Linked DNA regions of Homo sapiens: region 2 is linked to region 1. Evidence: chromatin loops called from intact Hi-C (ENCODE). Cell type or tissue: CD14-positive monocyte. All regions are shown on one strand. Links, peaks and the distances in the headings refer to the core of each region. The heading gives the core; the rest is flanking DNA.

Region 1 (5,386 bases), core at 62-5,061:
TTCTCCACGAACCTATTTTGGGGCCATGGTTGAACTCAGGGAACTGAAATAGCGAAATAACAGAAAGCAAAATCATAGATGTGGGTGAGGCTACTGTACATACATTATCGAATTTAATTTTGCCCAAACTCTATGATGCAGGTAGTAACATTACCACCATCCTCATCACCCTCATGATGCTTATCACTACCATGGTGATCATTTCCATGTCACAAGTGAGGAAGCTGAGATTTAGTATAAATAACTTAGCTGAGATGACACTCTAAATGAGTGGTAGTCATGATTGCAGCCCAGGTGGCCCATCTCCAAAGCCCACACATTAGAAACCATATTGTGTCATTTAATGCCATTCTTTACCATCCTCCCCACACATCCAGGCTCAATGCATAGTATTTTCTACTTTCCGTAGCAAAAAGTAATGGCTCCTTCTCTGAGGTTCTGTCGGATTATTTGACATGCTCCGTTTTATATTTGTGTATTCATCTTCTTTCCTTCTGCTTCATTGATGCCTTGTCAAAGCCTGAGTTTACCATGTATTTGTATCCTCACCTTGATTTGTTATTTGGCAGAGTTTATTAAGTATATATTGATTTGACACTGTACCTTGCTATCTGTATTCAGCCCAGTCAGTTTTTTGGCTCCAGTTTATATTTTTCAACATCTTAAAATACTTCAATTAAAATGCCAGTATCTTATATGAAAATATTAATATCATGCATTTCCACCTTCACTTTTCGTGCTAATGACTGTGTCTGGTTATTTAAGTGGAATTGTGAGATTGCTTAGTTCAAATAAGTCATATTTTAGAAACATTGTAGTTTAAATGTCATGGAAGGGGGATGATCATACAGACCTCTATTCTGAGTCCTGGCTTTGCCACCTACCTCATGCATGGAGGAATTACTTAACCTCCTTGTCCTCCGATTTCCTTCTCTGTTAAATAGAAAAGATAATAACTACTTGTCAGGATTATAAGACAGACTAAATTGGATAATGCATGCAAAGAGCCTAAGTGCCTGAGACATACCAGTCCGTCAATAAATGGTACATCTTGTTGTTTTTGACCCTTGATTTCGATTCTTCAGTTTTGAATTACATTTACTGGCTTTTTCGACTGTGGGGTGTTTACTAATTTCATTTGCTTTAGGATTCAAATAGTGTGGTTTAAGATCACCCGTAATTAGTAGAGTCAGGATTAGAATCTAGCTAGTCTAATTCCAGAGCCCAACTAGCAAAAACTAATAAATGAGTAAATCCTTGCTTGCACCGTCTCATTAGAATTCATTGTGCTACCCAGCCATCCAGTTGAAATCCATCCCATTTCCTTTTTTGTAGCGACAAGTAATGGCTCCGGGGAAGGGAACATGGGGAGTTGTTGTTTGATGGGTACAGAGTTTGTTTTGCAAAATGGAAAAGTTCTAGAGATCCGTTGCACAATAATATTAATATAGTTATAAACACTACTTAAAGTATAAACTTAAAAATGGTTATGAGGTAAATTTTATATTATGTTTTCTACCATAACTGAAAAATTTTTTAAAGTAATGACTCCTTCTTTTGAGTTCCTGTAAACCTCTGTATCTCTATTATTTAAGAGCTCTAAAAGATTGTCTAAGCCATTTCTTTTGTGACATGATTTTCCCTGCTTCCATAAGAAGCACTACTTGCAAAGTCCATGTTTTTTCTCTCTAAGCAAGTGGTTATATAGTAGAAGAGTTCCTGTTATAAAATCTGGTGACTGAATGCTTGTGAGTTTTAATTTAGAGATTACAAGGACAAAGATATATTACATAAGGTGTATTTCATACTGTTCAATTTCCCTCCTGTGTGTCTCCATATCACTGTGGGTTTCTAAGTATGAGCCTTGAGAATATTTGGGTAAAAGAAGGATTTTACAAGTTTGCATTAATACCATGAAACCAGGTCAGGAGCTGATATCAGAAAACTCTGTTTTGCTACCACATAGGTCTATTTGGTTGTGAATGATTTGGGCACCATCATTCTGTTCTGTGTTGTGTATGATAATCTGTGGGTATAACTTGAGATGTATAGGCTACCATAGATTCTTCTTCACCATAATTACTTTCTTTATAAAGTACTCAGGAATTTTGGGATATTCTATTTTTCTTTATTTTCTAGTTATAATTTCTATTTTCAAAAGGTTCTGAGATGGAAAACACATTTAAAAGCAAATTAAGATTGTACAATTATGGATAAAAACCAAAGTAGAGACCATACATGTAACTACCACTTGGAATAGATACCAATCTGAATTAACTGGCACTGAAACAAAGTTCAGATTCATGGTTTCATGGTTTATTGTATGTGGCAGAAGACGCTCATTTTTCTTTTCAGGAAAATATTGCTAGAATTGAAGATTTTTTTCCCCCGTGAGTTTTTTTTGGAAAATAATAAGCAACAGATATTATCATGGAATGATGTTTTACAAGAAACTGAAATACTGTTCAGTGTGTAGACATTGTTAATAGCTATAATATAAATCCTAATTCATTAAGGATATTTGCAGGCTGGGCAGTATGGCTGATTTTGTTTGCTCTTCAGTATTCAACAACCTGCTTAATGCCTACCGTTTGCCATACTGTGCCATACGTTGATGGTTAAGAAGAACATCAAAAATTGTTCTTGAAGCACTCAGTCCAGTGGGAAATTTAGGTAAGCATACAGATTGTTAGGGTACAGTGTACTAGGTGTTATATTAGAGACATGTAAACAGTGCTGTTAGAGCCCAATGAGAGGGTATGTCTTCCTGGAGTAGTGGGGGGAAGGTTCTAATGATAAATGACATTTGAATTGATTCTTACAGTTTGCCAGGTTGAGAGTGGAAAGAAAGGAACAATTTTACAGAAATAATACTCTTGGATGATCTAATTTATTTTAGCTAGGAACTTGTACAATCTAGAAAAACAATAATTAACATCCACTGAACTTTTCAATTCAAATATCATATGTCTTCCATCGACCTTTGGCGATACTTGCAGGCAGTTACTTGGTGATTAAGTTGTCTCAGATGCCTACAGTGCGGACATTCTGGTATATGGTTAAAGCCCAGGAAATATGTTGGATGGAACAATGGATGAAAAGAATGAAAGGAGAGCCCTATGTCACAGATGTCACTAAGAGTGGGTGAGGTAGAGTTGTCACCGTGTTAGGAAGACTCGGAAATTGATTGATATTTTCAGCCAAATAGATGAGCAGTCCATTTTTATAAAGGCAGCAAAGGGACCTGGAGATAGAGCCAATATTTTCCTCACACAGTAACTTGGACTCATGAATTACCTGCTCAAACATTTAGCTTGGACTCCAGAGTCTTGCCCTGAACAGCACAAGAGGAATGAGTTCACTCGAAAGAAGTTTAAAGGCAGTTATTACCAGCTAATCACAACATCCCTGAACTTTAACCAGACCTCTGTAGAGTGTCTGATTTTAAATAGAACTGCTTCCTCATGGTCCTTATGGAATTATTAAGCTGTACAATGTATGTCTGAGTAGCTCAGAGGCTTGGCTCATGGAAGGGGTTATTTTAGATGCTTGGTGAATGATTACCCAGTGGAGCTTTAGTTTGGATGTATTGATGTTGCACTGCTACTTCTGACAATAACTAATCATGCTCAAAAAGACTTCTTAAGTCTCTTCTTGTTCAGAGATTCAGACCTTTCTTTTGACCTCCAGAATCATGTATCTACCTGCCCACTTGAGTGCTCTCTTGGTTATCTCATAGCTATCTCAGGCCTAAACAGGGTCATTTATAAATCTTATTCTTCACCAACTCCTCCAGATTTATTTTGCCTTTTGTTACGTGCCCCTCTTATTAACTGTACCCCATTCACTTAGTGACTCAAGCTGGAAACAAGGTACAAATCCTCCCCAGCCCTTAAGTCTAACCAGTCAGTTTCACTTAATATTTCTGACATTTGTCCACCTTTCTTCATTCAACGTGCCATCGACCCCATCTAAGCTGCCATCATTCACTTGAACTGCTTAGTCCTGGCCTCCTACTGGCTCTCTGCTTTTGCTGTTTCTAATCTGTTCTCCTCATAGCACCTATTGTTATCTTTGAAAAACAACGTCATTATGTTATTTATCTGCTTAAAAGCCTTCAATGGCTTCCCGTGGCACTTCAGATAAAATATATTGACCCTGGTCTGCATGTCTAGGCATGATATGGCTTTGACTCACATTTCCAACTTCATCTTTTTCTCATTCCTTCTCTTTTACTTTCTCTCTGGCTGTTCTGACTTTTTTCAGCTCCTTAAATGTGGAAAGCTAATTCCTGCCTTTGAGGCTTCCCTTGTTCACTGTGCCCAGTGTGCTTTCGTCCGCCCTCTGCCTGGCCAATCCTTCTCATTTATTGGGACTCATTTGTTACTTTTTCCTGAGAGGTTTTTCCAGACTGTCTAATCTAAGACTACCCTCTGATAACCTTTCTCAAGCCTTACCAGAGTTTAAAAAGCTTTGTTTGTTTCATATGTGTCTCCCCACCATAACACAGTGCTCTCTGGGCATCGCGTCTGTTTGGATTCCCACCGTGCCACCCAGCATGTTGCACAGGGCTTGTACAGGGGCAGTGCTCCATAAACATTTGTTGAACGAAAGACTCTTTAATCAAAATAAGAGTTAGTCTGGAAGGGGCATCTTGCCTTTCTCTTTGCAGAAAACGACAGAGCCTGTGTGTAATTCCTGTGGCGATGTTTGCCAAGTGCTTCCACGGGAATGTCTAGTAGAGTACTAATAGAAGGTCATAAGCTATTGCCGTTTTGCTCTCCTGCAAAAAAAGCTTGGTGGCATATTCAGAATTTATCCTTGGGAGCCTAACAGACTAAGTTTAGGTCCTGTCTTTGTTCCTGTAAAGCTGTGCAACCTTGAGCAAGTTAACCAAATTCTCCCGGGTCTATTTCCCTATGTTAAATGGAGAAGATTATGTCTATCCCACATGCTTATTATGAGTATTAACTGAGATTACATATGCAAAGTGTTGAATGGAGTACTTGGCACCTTGTAGGAGTTCAGGCATTCTTTTTCTTATTCCCTTTATATCTCGAGATTAGTGAGGACTCAAGAGGAAAAGAACTCATTTAATTTATAATCTTATTGTTCTTACTTAATGCATAATTATAGCTGGGGTGCTAACATGAAGGTCAACACCAGTTTAAGAGGAAAACCTCCTTCTCTGGAGTGCAAATAAGCAATGATGGACTGACCATTTACCAGTAAATAACATTAGACTTCCTCAGAAAGATACACATGAAATTCTCCTTTGCCTTATCCCAGGAGTTTTTTTTTAACATTGTCAAATTGTAATAACTAATAATTACAAATAGACTTTTTCCATTGTAGTTCAAGTAGATATTCCATGAAGACAGGCCAT
Region 2 (5,386 bases), core at 95-5,094, 78 kb after region 1:
CTTCAGAAAGAAAGCATGAGCAGAGTTCAGAATCAATTCCATTTTCTTCTTTATTGTCAACATTAGTGTATTTATGTCATGTACATAAAAAGGCATATACATATGCAGAAATAGTAAGGCTACTATTAGTTAATTTTCTATTTAATAAAAAATTTGTTTGTTTATTGTTTCCTTAGTGCTGGCAGACTAGTATATATTATTTTGTTAATTCTTAGATGCACCATCTGAGGTAGGAACATAGAGGGAGAGCTCAGAGCAAATGGGCCTACTGACGTCTCTAGTAAATGGCAACTCTGGGATTTTTACACAGATCCATTTAACTCAGAGTTCATATACAGCCTTACATAACATGTCTCACATTCCAGGCACTTTCCACACATGTTCGTATATTGTCCTCAATTTTCCACCGAAAAGCAAACCTAATGGGAATGGTTAGAGATTGGATAGATTATTGGGGTGTTTAAAATTACTGGTAAAATTCAGAACAGACCATACTGTTTGTACAGGGCCCAGTGGGAGAAGTGGGTAGGTCCTGAGCAGGGTGATCAGGAAGGGAAGAGACCTGATTTGATGGAGAGAATTCTGGGAGCAGAGAGATTGGCATGAAATCTGTCTCAAAGGCAGCATAAGTCAGAATATATTTGTTCTTTAACCAGGAAAAATATCTGACCAGGGTCCATGTTACAGAACAAAACATGGCAAGAGGCAGGCATGAATGAGGTTCTGAGGAAACAGTGGTGGAGAGACTGGAAACCTGTGATTAAAACAAACAAACAAACAAACAAACACCTCAACTAGAAGATAGATACAAATAGAAGGGAAAAAAGAGAAAGGGAAGAAATTCACAGTTACATAATACTTTACAGTTTAGAAAATGCTATATATATATATTGCATTTGATTCTGTGGAAATCTGCAAAAAGCCTTTTATGTAATTTGGATAAAACTTTAGGAGTATTGTGTAGCTCTGCAGAAAATACAGTAGAGGGGAGAGATGCTGGAGTCTGGAAGACAGGTGGTTCAGTTGTCAAATGACTCAGCCTTGGACCCAGTTTGTGGCCATGGCAATGAATATGAAGCCAAAAAATGAAAGAAAAGGCAATAAGAGATAGGGTGATCCACCGAATATGAGAATGGACACGAGGAGAATAAGAATCTGTTCAAATAATATACACTTAATGAAGAGGAAAGTAGCCCAACTATAGTCAACAAATACAATCTGGGGATTTCTTTTTTCAGGCAAAGAAAATAAAACTTTTTTTTTAATTTATTTTTTTAGTGGGGGTGTAATGCCCGAGGTCAGATTCTTAGCTGTGCAATGAAGGTAATGAATGAGAGAACAAGTTTAAACAGAGGTGACTAGGGAGAGAGAGAGAGAGAGAGAGAGTGTGTGTGTGTGTGTGTGTGTGTGTGTGTGTGTGTGTGTGTGAGAGAGAGAGAGAGAGAGAGAGAGCGAGAGAGAGCCAAATGGGGATTGTAACTAAGTAACTAAGGAGGAAAACTCCCCCACAGGGACCCCAGTCCAGAAGGAAAAGAGTGAAGAGACAAGGTTAGAATGGGCTAGAAGGATGCTCAGAAGAGACCAGCACAGTACAAAGGGGAAGGTGGTCAAGAGGATGAGAGGATTCCTGGTGGGTCTGGTATATTGTGATGTAAGTTTTTGCTTTAGGTGAGAAGTTAGTCAAGTGGTTTTTATATATCTTCCAAGTCTACAATTTTATGATTCTATATAAAACTTTGTGTACACATGCCTATGTATGTAACATGTATTGTGTGTACCTATTCAAATAGTTCCCTCTAAGAAAGATTAAGTGCTTCTTTGACTGCAGATATGAAAACAAGGTACCTAGATAATAAAATGATAGGTGCTTTCATTTTTCAAACAAGAACAAAAACTGACATGTTTGAGGCCAGTTGGCAGGAGAGCAACAATCCTAAAAGAGATCACTATGACTGCAGACAGTATTGTGACTTCCGGCCTAAGTTCCCTTTTATGACTACTTGGAAGGTGGCTGCGTCAATCCCTTGGCTCAAGTTTCATTTCAAAAATCTGCCATGTGTCTAAGGACGTCGCTGTTTCCCTAGACTGAGAGTGAGCTGGCTGTGCTGGCCATGCTGTTAGTACCACCGCACGAGGTACTGTTGAGGACTTGTCTGTGGAAGAAGCATCCCTGGCTTGTGTAGCTTTTGAAAGATGGAGCTTTTGAGTCTTGATTTAAGCTTTTAGTTTCCCAGCTCCCCTGTCCTACCCCAAACTGTTCTGCCCACTGCAGCTCAACAGCCATTCTTTATTCCTTTCAACACAGTGGTATATGTGGCTACTGCCCAGCTCTTTAATTCTATGTATCAGTCTGCCAAGAATATATAGTCAGACTCGGTTTTCATTCACAATTGACTGAAACACACTCACTAGAAGAAAATAGCCCAGTGGTTCCTACTTATGGTCCAACAGTCACTGTCAGTCACCCTTCATCTTGCAGTTGAGCTCTCTGACAAGATGTTCCCCGCAAACTCTGCGTCACAGGGGAGTGGAAATGGCCAGTCATGGTAACATGAGCTTTAGGCTCTGTGTTGTTTTGGCAGTTTGGTTTTGGCAGTGGAAAATAAGGGCTCCTTCCCTGCCAATAACTGTACTAGCAACACATGTGATATCCCAGATTTACTGGTTCACCACCAAGAACAACACTGAATTTTTCATTTCATTTTCAACTATTTTCCAGGAATAGATGTAAAATTAGTAAATGGTGCTTTCTATGTGGAACGTGTCAAGAACATGTTTAGCACATTGGTAAAAGATAATGATCTTTTTGTTCCTTGTGTATTTGTTCATGATTGATTGATTGATTTGATTGTTGTTGCTTTTGAGGCAGAGTCTTGCTCTTGTCACCTAGGCTGGAGTGCAGTGGCGCAATCTCGGCTCACTGCAACCTCCACCTCCCGAGTTCAGGCAGTTCTCATGCCTCAGGCTCCTGAGTAGTTGGGACTACAGACACGCCACCACGCCCAGCTAATTTTTGTATTTTTAGTAGAGACGGGGTTTTGCCATGTTGGCCAGGCTGGTCTCGAACTCCTGACCTCAAGTGATCTGCCTGCCTTGGCCTCCCAAAGTGCTAAGATTACAGGCATGAGCCACCATGCCCGGCCCATGATTGTTTGATATTATGGTGTCAGGCGTCCCAGACAAATTTGTTTACTTGGGTGGATTCATTCAGTATGAATTTCTGAACTTTGAGGAATGTGTGTTCTATATATTTTTTTTCCCATGCGGAGGAGATCTCTTTCTGTCCCTTTCCCATATTCTTGCTTGAAATCTAACATTCACCTGGCTTTGGGAAAAGAACATCTTCTAGCCTTATAATGAGTCTAATGTGACAGAGTGGGTACATCCCAGAGATAATCAGAGAACAGTTAGGGGCTGTTTCCATCCAACCTGATAAGTACCAGGGATTGTACCTGGCCTTATTAAACAGAAGAATTGCAAGGAAGTCTTTTTTTTTTTTTTTTTTTAGACCAAGTCTCACTCTGCTGCCCAATCTGGAGTGCAGTGGCACCATCTCGGCTCACTGCAACCTCCTCCTCTCAGGTTTAAGCGATTCTCCCGCCTCTGCCTCCAGAACGGCTGGGATTATAGGCATGTGCCACAACGCCTGGGTGATTTTTTTTTTTTTAGTAGAGATGGGGTTTTGCCATATTGGCCAGGCTGGTCTTGAACTCCTGACCTCAAGTGATCCGCCCACCTCGGCCTCCCGCAGTGCTGAAATTACAGGCATGAGCCACTGAGCCCGGCTGTCTTTTTTTTCTACCTTGGAAAATGGTGGAGGGCTCCTTTCTATATGAAGACACTATTGGTCTCTGTGTGATGTGGCTTCATTTTTATGCAGAGATGGTACATTTAGTAGTTCTTTGTATGGTATGGTTGATTCCCAAACAATCTTGCAAGGAATTTTACTATTAGTTATCCATTTATTTGCTTCTTTAGATTTTAGGTTTAAGAATCCATCATCTTTGTAGAAATAGAGGCTATTCTGTAATCCAGTAGTTTCCAACTTTTGGCCCCTGGAGCCCTTTTTATGCTCTTAAAAATCACTGAGGTCCCTAAAGAGCTTTTGTTTATGCAAGTTATATGTTGATATTTTCCATATTAGAAATTACAACAAAATTTCAGGCCAGGCATGGTGGCTCACGTTTGTAATCTCAGCACTTAGGGAGATTGACTCGTAGAAGATAGCTGCATTCTTAGATCTGCTTCTGCGTTTAGTCACTTCTGCTGTTGTTTTTGTTGAAGTAGATGAAGAAAATTTAGCCTCACACAGATATGTAGATGAAATAGAATTATGTCAACAGCATTTTCAGATAATAGTGGGCATTCTTCTTTGATACTATACAAACACTAGACAAGTAGTAATTTCTTAAAGGTTAGTCACAAAGTAGAATCCGAAATCGTATCGATGAACTTTTTCCATACTGTTGCATTAAAATCTATTTGCCTATATTGCACCTTGAATGAATTTATAAATTTGTAACAACATTCAGTGATCATTGGGAAAATAATGGTACACTGAGTTATCTAGATCTTCTAATAATTGGCACATTTCCTAATATACTATTTTAACAAATCACATGCATTATTTTTACCTCCAATCTCATTAGAAAATTCTTTAAATACTGGGAAGCAGTCAGACTCCTCGTGGTGGGTACAGTTTTCATGTGTTTGCTTAATTTTTATCATTGATAACAAATATTGTCAGCTGTTATCTTTAAATTAAAAGGTGCACTTTGTTCATTTTCAAGAAAATACCTGCCAAGTGCATAAGTCTGAATTTGTCAGTCATGCTTTCAAGTAAGAACAAAGAGTGGCTAGTTCATCTTGCAACTGAAATAATCACAGAAATGCTTTTTCCTCAAGACAACCATACTTCAATATGCGGCAGAAATGCTTTATGCAGACTCCCCATTTCATCATCTAGAGTATCATAAAGATGTGTATCTAGGGGTTGAGATGTATAAAATTAATACCTTTTACTGCTTCATCAATGATATTCTTAAGTGAAACTGGCTTTTTAAAACTGAGAATGCGTGGCTGTGGTGAATACAGGGATTACTGGTATAATTTGGTGCACTGCCTTGATGCATGCTATGGCACTGGCAGTATTCACTCATTGTTCCTTTTGTGCCACCAGTGCCAACTGCCAACTCTGTGAAAGTATTAAGTAACATCTTAGTAGTATTATACAAATAATGCTGCCCTCACAAACCTCATAAAAGGGCCTAAAGTACCCTTGGTGTTCAAGGACCACACTTTAAGAACTGGTACCCAAATCCATTCTCTGCTGTCATCTTGGGCTGGGTGGAAGTGGTTCCAATTGGCTAAGCGCAAAATCCTTCTG

What was found. Hi-C counts contacts between places; a loop is a spot of excess contacts. Peaks named below come from ENCODE experiments on the same cell type or tissue, not always from the same donor. Only the 100,000 strongest peaks of a DNase experiment are listed, where the experiment ranks them.
Region 2: a loop joins it to region 1, with 8 times the contacts of the local background. A loop is called at or near these places in 1 of 110 quality-filtered maps.

What each region holds. Positions count from the first base shown.
Region 1 is chr2:152,514,787-152,520,172 of GRCh38, forward strand. All of the region lies in intron 1 of FMNL2 (formin like 2), which reads left to right. Among named protein-coding and RNA genes, the nearest start is that of FMNL2, 180 kb to the left of the region's middle. In CD14-positive monocyte, for the core only: no CTCF peak of the experiment used is centred there; no DNase peak of the experiment used is centred there.
Region 2 is chr2:152,592,476-152,597,861 of GRCh38, forward strand. All of the region lies in intron 9 of FMNL2 (formin like 2), which reads left to right. Among named protein-coding and RNA genes, the nearest start is that of PRPF40A, 120 kb to the right of the region's middle. In CD14-positive monocyte, for the core only: CTCF peaks have their summits at 2,083 and 2,284; a DNase peak (open chromatin) is centred at 2,026; H3K27ac peaks cover 1,196 bases.